Linked DNA regions of Mus musculus: all the other regions are linked to region 1. Evidence: chromatin loops called from intact Hi-C (ENCODE). Cell type or tissue: heart. All regions are shown on one strand.

Evidence for each region. A loop is a pair of places that touch in the nucleus more often than their neighbours do. Peaks named below come from ENCODE experiments on the same cell type or tissue, not always from the same donor. Only the 100,000 strongest peaks of a DNase experiment are listed, where the experiment ranks them.
Region 2: a loop joins it to region 1, with 2.1 times the contacts of the local background. A loop is called at or near these places in 3 of 42 quality-filtered maps.
Region 3: it touches region 1 in a loop (5-fold over the local background); 8 of 42 quality-filtered maps call a loop at or near these places.

Annotation. Positions count from the first base shown.
Region 1 is chr9:22,406,906-22,414,905 of GRCm38, reverse strand. 9530077C05Rik (RIKEN cDNA 9530077C05 gene) reads right to left here and starts at 3,359. Exons shown (of 7, transcript NM_026739.3): 1 at 3,157-3,359. The coding sequence starts at 3,181. In heart, CTCF peaks have their summits at 3,441, 5,128 and 6,388 (motif pointing right); a DNase peak (open chromatin) is centred at 3,435; H3K4me3 peaks cover 891 bases; H3K27ac peaks cover 594 bases.
Region 2 is chr9:22,324,559-22,332,558 of GRCm38, reverse strand. Anln (anillin, actin binding protein) reads left to right here. Exons shown (of 24, transcript NM_028390.3): 24 at 1-1,345. It also overlaps the pseudogene Gm6607. Among named protein-coding and RNA genes, the nearest start is that of Zfp810, 21 kb to the right of the region's middle. In heart, no CTCF peak of the experiment used is centred here; a DNase peak (open chromatin) is centred at 4,538; H3K4me3 peaks cover 1,471 bases; H3K27ac peaks cover 1,319 bases.
Region 3 is chr9:22,471,014-22,479,013 of GRCm38, reverse strand. Bbs9 (Bardet-Biedl syndrome 9 (human)) reads right to left here and starts at 3,299. Exons shown (of 23, transcript NM_001360259.1): 1 at 2,959-3,299. In heart, no CTCF peak of the experiment used is centred here; a DNase peak (open chromatin) is centred at 3,353; H3K4me3 peaks cover 1,545 bases; H3K27ac peaks cover 1,452 bases.

The DNA.
Region 1 (8,000 bases):
AACCCCTGATCTTCCAAATCCTGAGATTACAGGTGCACCCACCATGCAGAGCTGCTTGCCTGAGGCTTGATGGAAAAGAACGTCATCCCAGAAAGACATGAGACACTGAAGTAGCTAGCTGTGGTCCTTATGAGATCCTGGAGACAGGACGGCTGTGAGCTCTGCAGCAGTCACAGCTACAAAGTGAGGAGAGGGGGGGATGAGGATGGAGGAGATAGAGGGGGAAAGGAGGGGGAGAAGAGGGAGAGGAGAAGAGAAGGGGGAGGGAGTGGAGAAGGGGAGAGAGAGGGAGGGGAAGAGGGGAGGAAGAAGGAGGGGAGGAGAAGAAGGAGAGGGGAGGGAGAAGGGGTGGAATTGGTGAGGAGAGAGAGTTATAAGAGATGAGCTAGAACTAGATGTGGTGTTGCAACCTGTAATGCCAGCACTCAGGAGACTAAGCCAAGAGGCCACTCTGTACCATGCAGAAAAAAAACAGGAAAGAAAGGGACAAAGGGACAAGGGACAGAGGGAGGAGTGAGAGAGGAAAGAAAATAAACCTTTTCTGACTTGATGCCATTTCTAAGCAACATTCTTTTTTTTTTAATAACTTTCACTTCTGTGTCACCTCACCCTCCTGTTAGCAGTTTCACGAGGATGTCATGTCTAGATCACAGAACGTCATGACTAAGTAAAACTCGGGTACCATACAAAGTGATTTTACAAACAACTGCTTCAGTTTTGGAATGTAAATTGCCACTTTAGTCTACATTTATAGTTTTTTACCATACTTGAACTTCTGATTCTCTCCCTCCACATCTTGGGTGGTAGGGTTTTAAGTGTGCACTACCACACCTGGATTAGCTGGCACTGGGCACCAGAAGCAGGGTGCTTGCATGCTAGGCGAGCACGCTCTCAGCTGGGCCATCCCCAGTCCCCCAGACATGTATTTTGGGACAGGCACTCACTTAAGTTAGCCAGGAAGACCTGAACTTGCATCTCCCTGCTGCAGCTTCCCAGTAGCTAGGGTTCCAGGCCTGTGCCACCAGGCTGGCATATATATTGCTCTTTCAAAGCAAAAAGAAAAAAGGTCCACATTTTCATCAGTGTTCTTATTGCAATCAAGTTCTACTGGCAAGAAAGGGGCAGGGGCATCTGAGACACTGCAGAGTGAGGGGAAGTCTGGATAGTACAGATCTGTTTCTCAGCTACACTCTCCATAAAGGTTCTGGTTGTCCCATTTATTGATTGACAGATATGTCAGCACGAAGCCTACACAACAGGAGAGCCTATATAATAAATTAACAATACTAATACTAATAATCGCTTTGTAACAATGGTGAATGTTTAAAAATACCAGAAACAAGTTTCCCTAATGCTAGTGTTTCACTGCCAAGTTACCTACATCAGAAAATGCACGACCACGAAGGTCTGCCACTTGTAGTCCATTAAATTCTGGTGAAAGAACTGATTTAACAAGAGTAGGTGTTCAGTTTAAAAAGAATCCATCTGCAAACCCCTGGCTCTATAGGAATACAGTCTGTACTGCAGACTCTCAACATATCTGTTTCCTAATACTATATTTTAATCATATGCCATACTAATATTTTAATCATTCTCTCACCACAATGACTTTCAGTTTGGGGGAAAATAATTTTAATTGGTGTAGTTTCTAAACCCAGTGACTCACGTGGCAACAGAATCTATTGTCTTGCAGGCAATGATTTTAACTGGATGATAGGGAGAGTATTTTGCCACCCACAGGGCATTTTTGGTTGTCACAATTCTCTGTGTGTTAAAACAGTCGCTCACAATAAAGAATTAACTCCTTCAATATTAAACTGCTGTGGCTGAGAGGCCTTGTTCTATATCATAAAACGGACCGGAAGTTTTCATTACCTTTGTTAGTGTACATAAGAATGCATTTCTTTCTGGCATCTCCTGTTCGATCCTGGTCTCTAGTAAGCAAGTATCCCATCAGCCCGACTACGCAGCTGCATGCACACGGACCACTGAGTCATCCTCATATTTGCCACTCTTCTGCCAGGCTTGATGTTTTAAAGCAACGTTTTGACATTGTATTGTTTTGGGAGTTTTGTTTGTTTGTTTTTAGAGACAGGGTATCAGTGGCTGGTCTGGAACTTCTGTAGACCAGGCTGACTAAGCTCACCTGCGTCTGCCTCTGATAATGTGTTTTAAGGTGAAAGAGTTATATCTACATCAAATCACAATTTTAAAAAGCCTAATGCCAATTTAAGTGGCCTCTAAGATCTTGGCTTTTATAACTGCATGTCTCCTGTCAACATAACAGTGGAATAGTCTGTAGGTTATCGCAATCGCACAACAGTAGGTTCTGTGTTTTATAACACTGAACAGCAAACAGTGTAAAAAAATTAAGATGAGAAAGTAGTTTCACTTAAAAATAATTTAGTTTTTCAGTTTAAAAAGTTCTGCAATAACATATAATGAAAGGAGTTTCAAAGTACCATAATGAAACCTCTTACTTTGTATGCTAACTTAAAGAATGGTTTTAGCTATTGATGTCCATATCTTAGCACTGGGGAGACTGAGGCAGGAGGGTCAGGGGTTCAAAACAACTAATTTGGAAAATTGGTCTACTGGGTACTGCAATAGCCTGAAGCTAAAAGTTCTAGGCTTATTTTTGACTCTACTGTGGGAATTAGCTATTTCCCTTTATTCCGTTGTTTTGGTATCTGTCCTGCAGAAATGTTTTCATGCAGAATCAAATGCTAGGAAAATGACTCTGGAACTGTTTAATATTATTAAAGATTTAAATAGGGCTAATATGCATATCTATTCAAAAATGAAAGACAAACTTTCCAACCTTGGATCTAAACACCTGCTCTTATTAATAACATCAATTCAAAATGTTTGCTAATAAATGCAAACAAAAATACACAACATACACTGAAATGTAGAGATGTGTTTTCACAGCTGATTTTTTTTTTTTCTGAACATTCTAGAAAATATAACACCTTACTACACACCTAAAATGCTCTGGAATCGTATTGGACTCTACACTCTCTAGATTGCACAGCTCTTGCCCCTCACCTCTGCTGGGCTAGGGCTGTGCGACTGCACCTGGTCTTCCGAGTCCCAGACCCAACGGTCTCCACCCGCTGCAGCCGCGCCACTTGGGCCAGCAGTGCCTACACTCACCCGTTACGCGAATAGACTCCAGCATCGTCCCGCCAAGGCCAAGGCCAAGGCCGGCGGGCCGCACCGACGAAAACTCCCGTAAGGCAGCTCGAGACCAGATGGGGCAGGACTGGCAGCGCAAGGTGGAGGACCACGTCTTACCCAGAGGCTGGAAAGCGCTCTGGCGGTTCCACCTAGTCTCAGAGCTAAGAACCCGCCACGGTGACGTCGCTGCAACCCCGTTGCTAGGAGACGATCCTGCCTTCTTCCCGCACTCCACGCCACCAAACATGCTCGCCGCTGGAGGCGCTCCTGCGACTGACACCCTGCTCGTAGGGAGAGAAGGGAAGCGAACTACAACTCCCAGCGTGCACAACGCGGACCCGTGCAAGGAGCTGGTCCGCAGAGGCTGGGGTGTTTGTGTGGGGAGGTCGGGATCTGTATGAGGCTCAAAGGGCTTCATTTCATGATGGTAGAGGGAAATAGAAATGGTGTAATAATTCTGAGTTTTAGTTGACCAGAGCAAATTCAGACCCCTGACCTTCCAGCTAATTTACATGGTATGAAATAAATAGGGCGATTTTAGAAGAAAAAAATGGCCAGGTATGGTGGCACACTCCTGTTATCCAAACACTTGAGATGTGCAGCAAAGATGATCAGGGGTTCAAGACCATCATTGCTATATAGTGAATTTTGAGACCATCTTGACTATACAAGAATGTCTAAAAAAAAAAAAAGAATAAAATAAATAAATGCAATATTTAATTTAAAAAGGAGATCTGGAGAAATGGCTCAGCAGTTAAGAACACTGACTACTTTACAGAGGACTTGGGTTTGTTTCCTCATGGCAGCTCACAACTACATGTAACTCCACTTCGAGAGCACCCCATCCCTCTGGCTCTCCCCAGGCCCATACTCGCAAACACTCATGAAATACACACAATTTTTTTTAAACTGAATTGAAAAAGGAAACAGACTGTGGGTGTAGCTCAGATGGTGAAGGGCTCTCTTTAGCATTCAGAGACCCCTGAATTTAATCCCCAGTACTATACAAACCTGGCCTGGTGGTACACATCTCTAATTCCAGCATTCAGGAGGTAGAAGCAGGAGGATCAAGATGTTCCAATTCCTCTATAAGCTTGAAGCCACCCTATATTATATCTATATTATATTATGTATATATCTGAGGTTGCATAAAGGGGTTTTGAGAGGGAGAAGTTGATAGTGAATAATTAAATCATAAATTTACTTTAAATCTATTATTTGTATATATAGAATTTTACCATTTTAGAATATGAAAGCTAATTTCACACTGAGATGGATGTGCTTGTTTATTTTTACATAAATAATCTCAGCTGAATATTTAATAATGCAGGGCACAGAGTATCTTCAACACAGTTCTGTGCGTGTGTGTGTGTGTGTGTGTGTGTGTGTGTGTGTAAGCACTTGTATGCCTTGATTTATGTGTGGAGGTCAGAGGACAACTTGCAGGAGTCAGTTCTCTCCTTCCACCAAATGGGTTCTGGGAATGGAACTCAGGTCGTCAGCTTGGTGGTAGGTGCCTTTACTGCTGAGCCATCTCACCAGCCTGCATCTTCCACATTTTTCAGAGGTGATTTTTCTCTTTCACTTTTATAGTTGTCAATGCTGAGAGTACCATTTTACATAAGCTCACAGGATAAACTCACAGAAGTATGCTTAGTGATTTTCAGAATGTTGGAAATTCTGTCCTAATCCCAAGACAAGGTTCATTTCAATCAAGAAAGAAAACTGGAATCAGCACATCCTTTGGCAGGGACACAAGCTTCATGTAGGCTGACCTAGTACTCACTACACAGCTGAGGAGAACTTTGAACTCCTGACCCTCCTCTCTCCTCAGCCACTTAAGTGCTGGGATTACAGGAGTATACAACCTCACACAGCTTTTAAAAAATTGTTCTTAAAGATTATTTTAAAAATTTAATGTGGTCTTTAAAAAATTATTTGTGGGTAGAGTGTTTCCTTTCATGTGTTCCATGTGTGTGCCTAGTGCCCATAGAGGCCAGAAGAGGGCGTCAGAGTCCTCAAAACTGGGATTATGGATAGCTGTGAGGCACTGCGTGGGCGCTGCAAAATGAACCCAGGTCCTCTGCAAGAGCAGCAAGTGCCTTTAACTACTGAGCCAGCCCTCAGCCCTTCAAATGCCAACGTTTAAAGCAAAACATTCTAAACCAGTACACTCATAAGATATATTAGGTACTTACGTGCCGGGGAGTGGCGGTGGAAAAATACTAAAAGCCTTTGTCTCCATAATTAATCCATCACGTTATGTTTCCATAAGAGCAGAAAACCTTATATAAGCACTGCCACTCTTAACATCAAATCGTGTAGAATTCAAGCTCAGGTGTTTCAGGTAGCATTCACTTTCACTAGTGTTGATGGGTGACACCATATACAATAGAAAATACATATTTTGTGTTCAGAGCCAAAGCTGCAGTGACATCACTTGCTGCAGTGCCGGTGAGTACTGCCCAAAATGCTCCAGAGGGATTCAATACATTTGATTCGGAATCAGTGTTTTGGCCTGAAATGTTTTACTGTTGACAGAAATTTTCCCAACCCCCACATTCAGTTACATGACCCCATCTGGCGTCTCAACCCTCAGTTTCTGAAGCTGAGTCCTGGATGATCCTGTAGTCTCACCATGACTCAAATCTGTTTTCAAAACCCAGTGGCCAGAGGGATCTTGCTGCCACGGGATCATGCCACCCTGCTCATGAGCTACCCGGGAGGTTCTTTATGACTTAGCTCTGCTCAGCTCTTTGATGTCATCTCCTACTATGCTCTCACTGTTCTAGAGATGCACTACGTACTGTTTTACCACACGTCCTTTGTTATCTGTAAGTCTTCCTGCTTGGAATACTCTTCTTCCTGATTGTCTACAGAACACCTTCCTCACTTCCAAATGTCACTCTTCTGAAAACTACACTACTTAAAGTTCCTTTTCGTATTCCATATGCCCTTTCTCAGCTTTATTTTCCCTTAGCATTTTTTCAGCGTTTTTTGACCTATGGTTTACTGGATTTCATCCCTATTTTGTGTACCCATTCATAGGACAAGCAATGTTTTGTTTTGTTTTGTTTTGTTTCCTTTAAGGCTATAGAGATTAAACCTAAAGCCTCGACAGATAAGAACGGTATCTGGGGCTGGAGAGATGGCTCAGCAGTTAAAAGCACTGACTGCTCTTCCAGGGATCCTGAGTTCAACTCCCAGCGACCACATGGTGGCTCCCTAGCCTAAAAAAAAGATGCCCATGAACATACAAGAAGCCTACAGAACTCCAAATAGACTGGACCAGAAAAGAAATTCTTTCTGTCACATAATAAAACACCAAATGCACTAAACAAAGAAAGAATATTAAAAAGCAGTAAAGGGAAAAGGTCAAGTAACATATAAAGGGAAACCTATCAGAATTAAACGAGACTTCTTACCAGAGACTATGAAAGCTAGAAGATCCTGGGCAGATGTCATACAGACTTGTAAGAGAACACAAATGCCAGCCCCAGGCTACTATACCCGGCAAAACTCTCAATTACCATAGACAGAGAAAACAAGACATTCCATGAAAAACTCAAATTTACATAATATATTTCCATAAATCCAGCCCTACAAAGTATAATAGATGGAAAACACTAACACAAGGAGGGAAACTACACCCTAGGAAAAAGCAAAGAAAAAAAAAGCAAGAAAAGTAATCTTTCAACAAACCTAAAAGAAGGGGCTGGTGAGATGGCTCAGTGGGTAAGAGCACCCGACTGCTCTTCCGAAGGTCCAGAGTTCAAATCCCAGCAACCACATGGTGGCTCATAACCATCCGTAACAAGATCTGGCGCCCTCTTCTGGAGTGTCTGAAGACAGCTACAGTGTACTTACATATAATAATAAATAAATCTTAAAAAAAAAATTGAAAAAAAAAACAAACTAAAAGAAGATAGCCACACAAACATAATTCCACCTCTAACAACAAAAATAACAGGAAGTAACAATCACTTTTCCTTAATATCTTAACATCAATGGACTCAATTCAACATAAACTAACAGACTGGATACATAAACAGGACCCAGCATTTTGCTGCATACTGGAAATGCACCTCAGTGACAAAGACAGACACCACCTCAGATCAGAATAAAGGGTTGGAAAACAATTTTCCAAGCAAATGGTCCCAAGGAACAAGCTGGAGTAGCCATTCTAATATCGAATAAAATCAACTTTCAGGGGCTGGAGACATGGCTCAGTGGTTAAGAGCATCGACTGCTCTTACAAAGATCCTGAGTTCAAATCCCATCAACCACATGGTGGCTCACAACCATCCGTAATGAGATCTGATGCCCTCTTCTGGTGTGTCTGAAGACAGCTACAGTGTACTTAGATATAATAATAAATAAATCTTTTTTAAAAATCAACTTTCAACCAAAAGTTATCAAAAAGCATAAAGAAGGACACTTCATACTCATCAAAGGAAAAATCTACCAAGAAGAACTCGCAATTCTGAACATTTATGCTCCAAATGCAAGGGCACCCACATTCATAAAAGAAACTTTACTAAAGCTCAAAGCACACATTGCACCTCACACAATAAAAAATGGGAGACCAGGGACTGGAGAGATGGCTCAGCGGTTAAGAGCACTGTCTGCTCTTCCAAAGGCCCTGAGTTCAAATCCCACAACCACATGGTGACTTACAACCATCCGTAATGAGATCTGATGCCCTCTTCTGGGGGTGTCTGAAGACACCTACAGTGTATTTACATATAATAAATAAATCTTTAAAAAAAATGTGAGACTTCAACTTCCACTCTCAAAATGGACAAATTATGGAAACAGAA
Region 2 (8,000 bases), 82 kb after region 1:
AGTCTATGCTGAAGGGTTAAGAGTCACACAGCTAGTGCTCACTCTGACCCTACGTGTGCAGTGTGGGGCACCTTCTCACAGTGCTCAGGCTTTACTAAAGAGTTCTTTCCATATGGCTTAGAGTCCTCATATTAACATTAGCTTTTCTCTTACAATAAGGACAAATGTAAGTTGAAGAGCACGTGCATAAGAGCCTGTACCAAGCTGCTGGGGCTACTCCTTTGCTTCCCAGAGTTCCTGTCTGAGGTCCTTTCATGTTTATCTATGACACTTTCTACAACTCTGTTCTGAGATCACTGAAAAATACAGTAAGCTACGTGTTACCTTTAAAAGCCCAATGCCTCCTTGAAATTTAAAGATATTGAATGCATGGCTTCAGTTTTTAAATAGTTTGTATTTCTTCTCTGACTTAATTATTGATGGTTTCATTTATAAACACTAAGTCTATCACTTGCCATTATATTTCTTACTCATTTAAATGTGGATTTTCTTATGTATATTATAAAAGTATTTTATGACATAAATAAATAATTGTAAATTGTCAAAAGCATCAGTTATTTAAGAAATTCTCTGTGTGATGTATTGCTGTGTATGTCCTGGTTGTGTGGGGGGCATTGTGCTGACACTAGGCCATCCATATCTTCATATCTAGCCCAGTCTCTGTCTTGCTGAATGTTCTTGGGGTTGGTGTTACATGAGCAGGTATGTGAAGGACCCTTTCTGGGGGTTTCAGCAGAATGTGATGATGGGTGCACATTTGAGGAGGTGATGGGTGAGACTGAGTGGTCAGCAGCTAGAACAGGCAGGCGCGAGGTGAAAGGAGCGATGAGGTGGTTCTTTGTACAAGGCTGTTGGCTCACATTTGCAACAGCTGGAGAGCACAAAGACGTTACACAGATATCTTCTCCTGTTCTCAGGCTTCCCTTTGTACTTTTCACAGCATAGACTGTGCAAATAGTCTTTACAGACATGTACAGTCTTCTATATGTAAGTGTCCTGTACACACTGCTTGTTATATAGTACCCCTTAAAGGTTGTCTCAGTTTATATATAAAATTCAGTTTTAGAAGTTTACAATATATGTCATTCCTTTTAATGGTTAATGAAATAATCTAAAAATCACCCGAGTAGAAAAATTCAATTTATATATTTATTTGTGTGTGTGTGTGTGTGTGTATGTGTGAAAGAGAGGCCATGTATGAAAATATGATACAATCCATTACTATGTGTAATATGGTAACAGATACTAATATATTATAAAGCTCCGTTCTTACAGATATCTGTAGATAAAGGTAAACACAAAAGGTTAATATTTATGACATAATAAAAGAATTGATGTGCAAAATATAAAAGACTGGCTGTTATTGAGCATGTATCTATCGTGTAGTGAGGCTATCCTTGGTGTTAATGTGTTATTTTACCAACCTAATGAAACAGTAAACTAACAATTCTGGAACAACATTGCAAGTGACTGACCTATGTAAGCCTGTGTTCTGTTCCAGAATCCACATGTTTCACTATTATACTGTGATAGTTCTCAAATTAATGAGTAAAAGAATATTTAGCCTGGGTAAATAATATTACCAGTACGTGCAAAGTCACAAACAAAAATCCAGAGATCCAGCAAATGTAAAAGTAATAAATTAACAGAAAACAAATATAAATGACCACTCTTAGGATAGAAAGCAGCTTTCTTAATGTAACTGGTTCTGCGTGCTTTGAAAGGTTAATACCTGAGAATCCATAAAGATGCAAAGTCAAATCATCTACAAACCAATAATAAGAAATTAGAAACGCCAGGGCCAAAAAGGGGGAGTGGGTGGGTAGGGGCTTGTGGGGGTGGGTATGGGGGACTTTTGGGATAGCATTGGAAATGTAAACGAGGAAAATAACTAATAAAAAAAAAAAAGAAAGAAGGGGAAAAAAAAAGAAAAGAAATTAGGGCCTTTCTGAGACCTGGTGGTGTATGCTGCAGAGCTCAGGCCAGTCTGCTCCGTCCTGACTCACCTCTGTTCGATTTTGCTGAGGAATAAGTCAGTCAGGAAGCCGCACCTCCGCCATGGCATTTAAAGATACCCAAGTGGCGATTCACCAAATTCGAATCACGCTCACCAGCCGCTCGCTGGAGAAGGTTGGTACGGACTTGATCAGAGGTGCAGAGGAAAAGAATCTGAAAGTGAAAGGACCGGTGTGCACACCTACCAAGACTTTGAGAATCACTGCCAGAAAAACACCTTGTGGTGAAGGTTCCAAGACATGGGATCGTTTCCAGATGAGGATCCACAAGCGACTATGATTTACATAGTCCTACTGAGATTGTTAAGCAGATTTCTTCCATCAGTATTGAGCCAGGAGCTGAGGTTGAAGTCACCATTGCAAATGCCTAACACAACTGAATAAATCGACTTGTTCAATTAAAAAAAAAAAATTGGGATGTGCTGTCCACATGAAAGTGCAGTATACAGTTACATTGACAGTTGATGAAAATATGGAAGGACCACCTTAGTTCTCAATGGGGAAGGGGAGGGATTTGCATTGATACTAGGCTGTACTTCTGGGCTAGCTCATATGGTTTTGAGAATATTTTCATTGTATTGAATATTTGCATTGGATATTTTGTAATGGACTTGGGAAAACTTTAAAAATGAGTCAAGTCAGAATGAAGAATTGAGTAAACAGTGAGCCAAGTGCAGAACTGGCTGTGGGACCGTGTGGTTGGGATGTTGTGGTTATAAAAAGATAAAGAGGTCTATGAATATGTTCTGTGGGGGTGTGGTGAGGTGTGGGGGAAGGAGTGCCTCAACGGGCCCATGCCAAGGCATCCCCCTCCCCTGAGGGACCAGCCACATGACAGTGTAGTATAGAATAGAGCTTATTCAGGGCATAGGGAGGGGAGTTAAGAGGCTAGTAGAGGCAGAGAAAGGCAGAGAGAGGGAGAGAGTAGAGAAGTGGAGGCTGACCATGTCCACGTGGAGAGAGGGGGGAAGGGAGGGGGAATTTAGACAGAGTGCTAACATTCTCCCCATTTTGGTTTAACTAAAAAAGAAAGATTAGAAAGATGTGATGGCAAAGCGGAAATAGGGTCGTTGTGATATCTGGCTGCTTCCTGCTGACACTGGGGTGACGTTGTCTCTCGGGAACCTAGAGGGATGGATGTGGGGATGTTTGCCCAGTCTCAGGAGAGTGGGCTGCTTCCTTGTCCAGGGTCTGTGGAGCCATCTGAGGACGGGTCAGAAGGAACAGGTCCAGGAGAAGCGTCTGTGTCTGAGACAGGAGATGGAGCATCTGGAGGCTGCTTCTCTGGAGCTGTCCTGGATGTAGTGAGCGCCTGGACTTGACAAGATGCTCAAACACAATATATTTATTATAGAGAGAGATTAAGTACTTTTGGAAGAAAGAATTTTTTTTTCTTAAGATGTACATTTGAAACCCAGGGGAATCTCATCCTCTGGAATAGGTTAGGCAGATGTACTTGTCTGGATGGAGCCTATTTGGTCCATGAGAGGCAGATCTGAGTGGGTTTCCTATAGCTTATCAGTTAAATCGATAACATGAGTGTACTGGCTAGTTTTGTGTCAACTTGACACAGCTGGAGTTATCACAGAGAAAGGAGCTTCAGTTGAGGAAATGCCTCCATGAGATCCAACTGTAAGGCATTTTCTCAATTAGTGATCAAGGGGGAAAGGCCCCTTGTGGGTGGTAACACTCTTGGGCTGGTAGTCTTGGTTCTATAAGAGAGCAGGCTGAGCAAGCCAGGGGAAGCAAGCCAGTAAAGAACATCCCTCCATGGCCTCTACATCAGCTCCTGCTTTCTGACCTGCTTGAGTTCCAGTCCTGCCTTTCTTTGGTGATGAACAGCAATGTGGAAGAGTAAGCTAAATAAACCCTTTCCTCCCCAAGTGCTTCTTGGTCATGATGTTTGTGCAGGAATAGGAAGCCTGACTAAGACAGTAGTAAATATATTCAGACAGGATAGGAATGATAACTTTAGGTAACTTTGACAGGTTGTGTAGGTAAAGTATATTTTGTATTAGCAAAGGAATATTTGGCTAGGACTAGAATAAGAAAGCTGGCACAGTGGCATAAGATGGTGGTGACAGAAATGAGTTTGTCCAGGCAGGTTCAGGCCATGACAACAGGCCAGGGGTGTGGGAGCATGGATAGATAAGTGCTTGGGCCGTTTGTGCTGCATAGCCCACATGGCGGAGGCTGGATGGCAGCAGTTCCCGTGGTAGAGGTCTGTGAGTCTCACAGCAGCCAGTAGGTGGCAGTGGTTCTGGGTGGCAGGGCCTTGGCGTTGGTGGCTGTAGCTGCACAGTGGCCCACATATCGCTGGCTGGGGCGTTAAGCCATGGTGGCTGTAGCTGCACAGCAAGGCCGGCAGACCTGTGGCTCCCCGGGCCGGTGGGTTGGGGCAGAACTGTGCAATGGGCCAGTGGCAGTTGAGGCAGAGGCACCGCAGGTCAGGCCTGTGAGTCTGTGCCTTTGAGGGGCGGGGATTCCTACCAGCAGCCAGAAGTCACGGCCCAGAGTCCACAGTGGGCGGGGAAAGGCAGCTCCTGAAAGAGCGTGTCGTAGCAACGTAGTTGGGGTGCACCCCACCGCTAGCCTTTATAAGTCCTAGACAGAGAGGGAAAGAGGAAGGGAGAAAGGGGCTCGCGTGTGCAGGAAAACGGCTTTGGCAGGGGCCAGCAGGTGGTTGTGCACATGGGACAGCAAGTCTCACAGACGGGACCTCTGGCAGGAAGCAACGGGCTTTTCCCACCACGAACTGAGAGTAAAGGAGCAGAGTGGGGAGGACAGCAAGTAGGGTCCCTAACTGGTGTGCAGCAGGCCACGAGTGAGGAAGGCAGAGACCAGCAGAGTGCACGCAGGCTGAGAGAGCCGAGTGCAACTGCCAGTCCGGGTGAGACTGTCGCAGAGAGCAAGAAGAGGGGAAGGGCAGCAGAGTCCCTGGCAGGGGGCCAGAGCCAGACCCGCTTGAACCGGCAGAACCTGCTGCCACAGTGGGAGTGAGAGCCAGCAACTGAGGGCTGGGGCGAGGGGAAAGTCTGAGCTACAGGTCTTTAGCGAGAAAGTGCTAGTTTAGCGGGGATGTAGACATATTATTTTAGACCAAGACGTCCCATTAAATAGGGACAGAGGTGGCGAAGAGTGACCCCTGGGCGAGAGAATAGCATTATTAACTGCTACTACCAGCGTCCTGAGGGCATTAATAACCCGAGAGAGATTCTAGCACAGGCCAGACTGCCAGGTCATCACCTGTGGGCCGGGAGCCAAGGCTCAGAGCCTGTGCTCTTGAGCCAGAGACCAGTTCACCTTGGCTGGGAATTTCTGAGAAAGAAACTGTCTCCAAGGAGAGGGAAATCTCACACAAGGGGCAAAGTCCTAAAATGGGGGTCAGGGCAGCAGAGGCGTAGCTCTGAGCTCAAGAACTCTCCCCCTGGGACCATGACGGGTTTGCTCTGACCAGTGGGGGATGGGGGGGGGAGGGGGTTACCAGTGAGTGTGGATCTCTTGTGGTGGCTGAAATGGGATGCAAACTGCAGAGTTTCTAGATCCAAGTCTCGGCACCAATGCTGTGATTATAAAAAGGTAAAGAAGAATTAAGATATGTTCTATGGGGGTGTGGTGAGGTATGGGGGAAGGGGATGCCTCAGCCGGCCCATGCCAAGGCATCCCCCTCCCGGAAGGACCAGCCACACAACTGGTATTGTATAGAATAGAGTTTATTCAGGGCATGGGGAGGGGAATTAAGAGAGTAGTAGAGGCAAAGAAAGGCAGCGAGAGGGAGAGAGTAGAGAAGTAGAGGCTGGCCATGACCATGTGGAGTGAGGGGAAGGGAAGAACACAGGAGGGCAAGAGAGAAAAAAGCAGGGGTAAGAGAGAGAGGAGGGGCAAGCAGCCCCTTTCATAGTGGGACAGCTGTTGTCAGGTAACTGGGGAGGAGCATACCTGGCTATTGCCAGGTAAGTGTGGGGCAAGTTTAGACAGAATGCTAACAGGGGGGTCTATCTGGAGTTTACAGGCCAAACAGTGAAGGAAGGATGTGTCTGGAAGGAGAAATTGCTGATACGGGGCTGAGAGAACCAAAAGGAAAGGGAACCTCCAAAATACTGATGAAGGGGGGCTGTAGGGCGGGAGGTGAATGTGGGGTGCCGGGTAAGAAAGAGGCATAGACCAGAACTCGGCCGCCACCCTTTACTAAGAACTGGATACCCAGAGTTAGGAGTCATGAGGGCCAAGCAGGTGTGGAAGGCTCTGTAGGCCCTCCTCTTCCAGGTCCATAAAATGGTAGGAACCAGCTTGAGGCAGGGGAATTGCAGTGTGGGAAATTGCACAACTGTTCCATGAGACAGTCAGGGATCACCAACCTCAGCTGGTAAGGAGACTGCAAAGGCCTCTAGTCAGAGATCTCTAATTCCTAAAAGAATTTATACTGTCAAGAGACTAAGCCCTAAGAGGCAATCTACTACCTCTCTGATTTTCATTTTGATAATGGAATTTCACATCAGTCTAAGTGTGTGGTTGCTGAGACAGCCAGTGTGTCAGAGGGCAGCCTGGGCTAGAGACCGAAAGCCTCTGTCAAAAGAGCTAATAAGGATTTTCACAGTTCAACATAATTCATGTAGCTGTAATCTCATCATTTGGGGAAGATTAACACTTCATGTTCCCCATATTTAAATGTTAATTTTTTTGACCAAACTAAAAAGAATTTAAGTACAGTTGCGATTTGACTGTCCCAACATCTATTTAAAAATGACATGGATGGTGATAGAGAGGTGGCTCAGTGGTTAAGAACACATACTGCTCTTGCAGAGTCCTGAGTTCAAGTCGTAACACCCACATGAGGTAGCTCACAACCTATCTCCAGCTCCAGGGGAATCGATCCTCAGGTATGCATAATTGAAAGTGGAAATTTTTATTTTTTTAAATATTTATTTATTTATTATATGTAAGTACACACCAGAAAAGAGGGCATCAGATCTCATTATGGATGGTTATGAGCCACCATGTGGTTGCTGGGATTTGAACTCAGGACCTCTGGAAGAGCAGTCACTGCTCTTAACCGCTGAGCCATCTCTCCAGCCCGAAAGTGGAAACTTTTAAAGTGAATGAGCAAAGCCTATAGACTTACTTGCTCTCCTCTATTCCGTTTTCTCACACAGTTGTATAATAATGTATTTTATTTTTTTGAGTAAAATATATAAGAAACTTTCATATTTTAAATGTTGAAAATTCTATATGGAATTATAGCACTTATTATTAATAATGCTTTTCTACACATTTAAAGTAGTTAAAGAGTAAAACTTGGTGAGAAATGTATCTTGGGCTGGCTCAGCAAGCCAAGGTGCCTGACGGCAACCCTAGCAACCTGAGTTTAATCTGTGGGACCAAGACAGTGGAAGAAGAGAACCCCTCTAGTTGTTCCCTGGCCTCCACACTTGCTCCTGAAGTAGAATATGGTAGAAAAGACCAATTATTAAAAAGTGATTTATTTAGTGATTCACTGTATTGGTTATTGTCAGACATAACTGGAAAGGGCCCAAAGCCTTTGTAAAAGGGAGACATGGAACGGAGTGGTGGTGGTACACACTTTCAATTCCACTACTTGTGAGGCATAGGAGGGCAGATCTCTGTGAGTTTGAGACTAGCCCAGTCTACAGAGCTTGTTGGAGGATAGACAGTCAAGGGCTACACAAAGAAACCCTGTCTAGAAGGAAAATCAAAACAACAAAAAAAGGGAAGAAAGAGTGGAAACTAAATGGGTCATTGCCCATAATAGCCTAACCGCAAAAGCTTACACCTGCCTGCTGTAACATGTGCCTTGAAGAATCACATGTAACCTTAACTAGTGGTTGTAGATTCTCCTCCAAAAACCATGGTTTCACCAGCACTTAGTAGTTAGCTAGGTTTCCAGTACAAGTGAAGGTATCCTTGTCAAAGAGTTGTGTGTACAATTACACAGCCATTGGTTGCCATCAAGGTATATGTGCCACT
Region 3 (8,000 bases), 64 kb before region 1:
TCTTTTGCTTTTTTGTCTGGTTTTTGGTTTTTGAGACAAGGTCTCCTATGTTGCGTGAGCTGGCCCAGAACTTGCTCTGTGACAAGGCGGGCTGTGAACTCAGAATGTTCTTGCCTTGGTTTTTCTCAAGGCTGGGATTACAAAAATCCTCCACCACACCTACATCACTAGTTTTTCTTTTTAAAGGATATTTTATCACATTTGAGAGAGGCTTGCGCCATGGCACACCTGTGGCGGACAGAGGACAACTTGTGGAAGTTGGTTCTCTCTTTCTGTATGTGGGTCCCCAACTGACAAACTGAGTTCAATCCTTGGGACCAACATGGTAGAAGGAGAACCAACTCCAAAGGTATACTCTGACCTCTACACACACACACACACACACACACACACACACCATAAATCAATAAATGTAATTTTAAAGGAAAATTTTTTTTTACTCTACAGAGCACAAAGATACCATTATTTGGTTATCCCTGACCACAGAGAAGGTAAGAAATCTGCCCACGTGGTCACTTACTTATACTTAAGTTTTATGTATGAGACAGGCAGTTTCAACCCTCACTAAACCAGACTCACACATGTAGAACTGAGTAATATCAATGGCCACAGAATGCAGTGGGAACAACCCGAAAGTCTGAGGCAGGCTCTGAAATCAGGAAGTTGTCCTAAAACTGCTGTTGTTCACATATGGAACTTTCTCCAAATAATGTTTCTGTCATTAAATTTCAGGAAATAGCAATTGGGTTGTCTGGTCCAGGACAATGGTACAGTCATGTAAAATTAAACAAATATTTCTTTGAAAGCAATATGACAGCCAAGCAGTGGTGGTGAATGCCTTTAATCTCAACACTGTGGATGCAGAAGCAAGCAGATCTTTGAGTTCGAGGCCAGCCTGGTCTACAGAGTGAGTTCCAGGAGAGCTGGAGCTACACAGAAAAACCCTGTCTTGAACCACCACTCCAAAAAAAAAAAAAAAAAAACCCATTATGACAAGGGCTTGTATTGGAGTTTTCAGCTGACGTGAAAGGCACAGGAGTAGTGGTCAGATAGACCTGTGTTCACTTCCTAATGTGACGTCTCAACCGCACACCCTCAGAGAAGCCCTTATGCTCTAGCATCAACTGATCTTGGTGGTGGGAAAATACAGTGCTCTAAGATATGCACTTCCTTAGCCAGTGTTCAGCCACTACAACCATTTAATAAAAGTCAGTTGTAACCCAGTAAAAATAATGCGGAAATAGAAGTGGTGGTGATCATCTAGGTGTGACAGCAAGGTCTTATAGGCACACAATTTCAACTGGGACAACCAAAGGGCAGATCAGAAAGTGTGTGTGTGTGTGTGTGTGTGTGTGTGTGTGTGTGTGCGCGCGCGCGCGCGCACAAGTACCTGTGTATACAGGTGAGTGTGTGTCTTACTGGGTATTGAAAGAGCTACACCCCCAGACCTTATAAATGTTATAATCAGCAAACATGTTTTATAATAACTTGATATATTTCAATACTTTTCAAAAATACCTGAAGGGATTGGAGTGTTCAGTGGTACACATGTACACACATACACTCTGAGCAAGGAGACATCCTATGTATCTGAAAGGCATAAAACTGTACAGTACTGGTAGTAGATTTTTTTCTTCCTGCAAAGAGCCTTTCAATCAAGAAGCTATACCATAGGACCAGTGAGATGGCTTGGCAAACAAAGATGCTTGCTGCCAAGCCTGACCGGACCCACATGGTGCCAGAGAACTGACTCTTGCAAGTTGTCCTCTAACCTCCACACCTTCACTGTGGTACCCATGCCCAACAACATACATGCACTGAAATATTAAAATATTAAAATCTAATCAACTTTTAAAACTATAGCATAAACATAAGTGGGAGGTATAACCACAACCAATATACATAATTTTTAAATCCCTAAACTCTTACAAATAACTTGTAAATGGTTTTCAAAATAAAGTCTCTTGTTCTTAATTCTTATAACATTCTAACCCATCACCAAAGAAAAGACAAAACCCAATCTCAATTATTGCTAATAAGTTACTTCTTGTCTCTTGGAATGTTAGCAAACAGTAATACATTCCATGGTGGTACACACCTGTAATAACAACATTTGGGAACCTGAGGCAAGATATGCTTAAAGATGGCCTAGGATATACAGAAAGTTCCAGGCCTGTTTTGGGCCACATTATAAATTTTTAAAAATAAGAGAAAGGAAGAAAAGATAAAAACCCCACTTTCTCTCCAGTATCTTTCAATTTGTGTGTATAAAGTGAGATGTATGTATATATGTGTACACATTAGACACAATTTGATGTTTAAAGACAATGTGAGATACCAAAAAATAATCTATACGTTTATACAGAAAAATCAAAGGCAAATGCAGACCTTGCTTGGGAGGAGCTGCTGATAAAATCAGCTTAGTCCATCTAAACTGCTGTGGTCTGCAAAGGAAAGAGAAAGGATAACCATTAATCCTATTGCAGGCAGCACTGGAGAGCATCAACATGCTCCCACTTCAGCCGCAGACTGAGCAGCGATTTGACGCTCTGCTCACAAGACCTGTTGAAATGTCACAGGAGAAAGAAGCTCTTACTCCACGTGACTGCTACATGGACTCCTTAAAAATCACTCCCCGCTCAAAGGTGTTTATAGGATCTACCCACGCCGTGTTAGCGGTTTGTTTGAATGCAAGCCTCCTTTCTAATTAAGAGATCATCCTACATCTCCCGAACCATTACATGGCATTGAGCGTTAGTCCTGTTGACCAAGCATAGCCAATGCATTTATACATCCGAGATTAATTTCTGGGATATTTCTTACCTGATGCCAACAAGTGGGCTTTGACTCGCCTTGCTACGAACCCACTATCCACAGACTTCCCTCCGGATGAGAATCCAGTGCTGGAACAGAAGTAACAGCCGTGCAAGGAAAAACAACACTTAACACCACTAGTACCTCTTGGTCTTGTTTGTGTTCGAAGTTTTCCACGTTCCCAAGCAGACAGAATCCTGCCAAGCAGCAACACAAGCTCCGCGGAGGTGAAGTGAGTCCCAAGATCCCCTGCACCCTCTTGTCATCCCCCAGAGACAAGCAGGGGAGACGACATGGATCCCTCGGAAGCCACAAGTGACAAGAGAGAAAAACTCCAAGTCCGGATGCTCACAGAGAGGATGAAACCACCAGGGAGACTGTAAGAGGGGTGAGGCTGCAAGACAACAGCCTGCGGAAGACACCTCCCCACTCCAGCCTGAATCCAAACCGCCTTCGCCCTGTTGTCATAGCATTTTACAACGGAGGCTACTGCGCAAGTCAGACGCGGGACCGCAGGGCTTGCTGGGTGTTGTAGTCCGAGCGGCTGAGCGCGAGCTGTGGGGATGATTTCCCGTGTCGCCCGTATGGAGTAGAGTGGCTACGGGGCGGGGTAGGGCTGGGCGCCTCAGAACCACCTAAGCAGGCCTGTCCCTCAGGGTATCGGCGGCGGAAGTCCCGCCCCTGTGGGGGTTCTCGTGCCACAGACCACGCCCTCCTGTGCTTAGGTGTTATCCTAGTGTCTAGGCCTGAGCATGTAAATGGTTTACCTGTTTGAATCCGTTTTCTTTCTTTCCTTGGCCTAACTGCTGTAGCCAAGATTTCAAGCACCGTATTGAATAACAGTGAAGTGTAGACCCCCTTGTTTCATTACTTGTTTAGAAAACATATCTACAGTTTCTCCCATGTAGTATATATAGGTTATAGGTTAATTTATATAGTCTAGATGGCTAATCTTTGTTGTCAACCTGATACACCTAGAAAGAGGTGACCTCAACTGAAAATTCCCTCCGTTTAGTTAACCGGTTGGCAAGTCTGAGAGCATTTTCTTGATTGCTTAGTGATGTGGGAGAGCCCAGCCCACTGTGGGCTAGGCTGATGGGTCTGGGCATATAAGAAAGAGAACCAGAGAGCAGCTGTCCTCCACAGTACCCACTTCAGCCACTGCCCTGTTTGGGTTCCAGAATTGACTTCCTAACCAGTGGACTGTAACCTGTAAGATGAAAAAGGCACAATATGTTCTCCACGCCATTTTTGGTCATGGTACTTATCAAAGCATCAGAAAGCAAGCTGCTGCAGCTCCGTGGCGTTGGGGTATGGCCACTATTTTCTTCAGGCCTTTTATCATAATAGAATATTAAATTTTGTCAAAGGCCTTTTCAGTGTGTACTGAGACGACCATGCGATTTCTCTCCCCGAATCTTTCTGTATTGAATTACATTTATTGTTGGACTGTCCTGGCATGCCTCGAATGAAGCAGAGTTTGTTCACCCTATATTTTTTATTTTTTTTAGAAATATGATATTAAATTATGTGTATTTCTGGGAAATTTCTACATAATAGTTTTTTTGTTGTTGTTGTTTGGTTTTGTTATTTTGTTTTTTTTTTTGTTTGTTTGTTTGTTTTTTTAGTTTGGTTTTGGTCTTGGTTGGTTGATTGCTGTGCTCTTACCAAGTTTTTGGTATCAGAATGAAGTTAGCGTTATAAGATGAATTTGCAAGTGTTCTTTCCAGTTCTATTTCATGAGGAAATTTGTTTCTTTTATTTATTATATCTGTGCATATGAGGGTTTGGCCTGCATGAATGTAAATGCACCATGTGCATGCCTTGTGCTTACAGAGGGCAGCCCAGTGCTTCTGGAGAGCAGAAAAGAACACTATATTCCCTTGAACTTGAGTTACAGACCACTGTGCACCTACACACACATGCTGAGAATGGAACTCAGGTCTTACGGAAGAGCTTTATTTGCTATTAACCATGGAGACATCTCTCCAGCCACCTATTTTATGGGAATTTTATTTTATGTTAATTTTTAACATCTGATTGAATGACAGAGTGTGCTCCTCTAGTTTGGAGGTTTGTTTATTCCAGAGACTGCTCCTGCTCCCATGCCCTTGCCTATTACTGGTCAGCTCCAGCTGTGTACAACTCCAGCTGTGTACACCCTCCTGATGGAACTTTGATCATGTGATTCTAGAGAAGTCTCCTTTTCTTCTCGATTTTCTAATTTGGGATCCACTTTTTAAACATGACACTGATGATCCCTCTGAATTTCACGAGTATCCATGTGGCATCCAGTTTTCATCTCCACTCGCAAATAATTTAGAGAGGTCTCCTCTTTCTTTTGCTTAGTTTGGCTGAAAGTGTCTAGTTTTGTCTTTGCTAAGATTCAGCTCTTCCATGGACAATTATTATTCTTTTTTTCTAATATATTTTTATTACTTGAGAATTTCATACAATGTATTTTTAAATTATTTTTATTTTAAGCATATTTGGATTTTGAATAAGAACTAATCAAGCTTGATAACTGTCTTAATTAGGGTTTTACTGCTGTGAACAGACACCATGACCAAAGCAACTCTTATAAGGACAACATTTAATTGGAGCTGGCTTACAGGTTCAGAGGTTTAATCCATTATCATCAAGGCAGAACTTAGCAGCATCCAGGCAGGCATGGTGCAGGTGAAGCTAAGAGTTCTACATCTTCATCTGAAGGCTGCTAGCAGAATACTGGTTTCCAGGCAGTTAGGATGAGGGTGTTAAAGCCCACACCCACAGTGACACACCTACTCCAAAAAGGCCACACCAACTCCAACAGGGCCACACCTTTTAATAATGCCACTCCATGAGCTGAGTATATACAAACCATCACATTTCACTCTGTGGCCCCCATAGGCTTCTTCAAACATATGTGTCCATTGTGGCCATACCTAAACATAGCAAAATGCAAAATACATTTAGTCGAACTTCCAAAGTCCCTATAGTCTATAGCAGTCTCAACAATGTTAAAAGTCCAAAGTTCAAGGTCTCTTCTAAGATTTATCCAATCACTTTACTGTAATCCCTAAATCAAGACAGGAAACTTTCCAGCTGGGCAAACTCCAAACTGCATCTCCACGGCTGATGTCAAAGCGGTCTTCAGATCTCCAACTCCCTTTTCATCTTTGTTGCCTGCAACAAACTTCTTTCTTCTGGCCTGGTTCCACTCCCTGTTAGCAGCTTTCTTCAGGAGATAGACTTCAATGTTACAGCTTCTTGTTTCAATGTCTAGATCCACACATGATCTTCTGGGTTCCTCCAAAGGGCTGGCATCACTTCTCCAGCTCTGCCCTCTGAAGCACTCTAAGCTCAGGTTGATTCACTCCATTGCCACTGCTGTTCTTGGTGACCATCTATGGTACTGGAATTTACAATACAATGGGGTCTTCCACTGCAACTAGGCTTCACCAATAGCCTCTTATGGGCTCTCTTCATGGAGCCAAGCCTCAACTCCTTTGCATGATCCCTTCAGTCCTGGACCATCAACTGCAACTGAGGCTGCACCTTCACCAATGACCTTCCATGGCCTTTCACAGAGCTGAGCCTCAGCTGCTCTTCATGACTCCTTTAATACCATATATTTTATATTTTTTCCTTTCTAATTTTGTTATGCTTGTTCACAGTGGTTCATACCCATAATCCCAGCACTTGGGAGGCTGATGTAAAAGGAGCATGAGTTTGAGAGCAGCCTGGGCTGTATAATAGGATGTAGAACCGGGGGAAAGAGGCAGAGGTCGCTCAGTCGGTGACATGCTTGCCATTCTGTTACGTGAAATATAAAAAAGCACCAACCCACGCTAATGCCAGCTACTCTCTGGCCCCAGCGGTCTCTCTGGCCCTGGCGGCTAGCCTCATGTAGCGACTGCCCATCTAGCTGTCACAAATCCCAGGAACCAGGTAAAATCAAAACTCTAGAGGCTTGTAATTTATCAGTCAGATTTAAATTAGCAAATTCTCAACCCACAAACTGCTCGCACAATGAACTCAAAACTCAATTGCTATAAACACAAGCTACACACCTAGACGGGTCAGACACACCCTACTTATTACTTAATCACCTAAGAAATCCCCAATACTTGTGGCTTCCAGGACCACGAGTTTCTGGTTCCTCTTCCTCTCCTATAGGTCTCATCTTTATGAGGAATAACCTCATAAACTTAGGAAGTTTACCCGTACAACCCCCTATCCAAATTCCCATAATGGGGGCTGACTTCCAATGCTCTCGCCTCTTCCTGTTGGTGCACATCTGCTATCCCATCCTGTGGGGAGTGGAAGCAGGAGGAGAAGAGGTTCATGGCCATCCTCTGCTATGTGAAGGGTTCAGGCTAGCCTAGACTACATGGGAACTTGTCTGGAAACACAAAAATGAAATAAAATACAAACAATAAAGACTTTCCCACTAGTTTTGTTTTTGTTTTCGACTTTCCCACTAGTAAGAATATCTTCTAGACACTACATTTGCTGACTAAATTTGAGTGTCTCACAAAGCACTTGACATGGCTGGCGTAGGCAGGTTCTGCCTGTGGCTAGATCGACTTCCAGAAAGCAGTTCTTCCTAGATTAGTGCTTTCTTTTTAATGATTTTTGTTTGTTTGTTTTGTTTTTAGAGACAGGGTTTCTATGTATAGCCCTGGCTGTCCTGGAACTCACATTGTGGACCAGGCTGGCCTCGAACTCAGAAATCCGCCTGCCTCTGCCTCCCAAGTGCTGGGATTAAAGGGGTGCGCCACCATGCCCGGCTGATTTTTTTAAAGAAGTATTTATTTACTTATTTATTTATTTTATGTATATATGAGTATGCTGTAGCTGTAGTGATGGTTGTGAGCCATCATGTGTTGCTGGGAATTTGAATTCAGGACCTCTGCTCACTCTGGTCAACCCCACTCGTTCTGGCCCTGTTCACTCCTCCCTAAAGATTTATTTATTATTATATGTAAGTACACTGTAGCTGTCTTCAGACACACCAGAAGAGGGCATCAGATATCATTACAGATGGTTGTGAAACACCTTGTGGTTGCTGGGATTTGAACTCAGGATCTTCATAAGAGCAGTCGGTGCTCTTAAACACTGAGTCATTTTTCCAGTCCTTAATGGGTTTTTAAAAAAGATTTATTTATTTTATTTTATTATATGTGAGTACACTGTAGCTG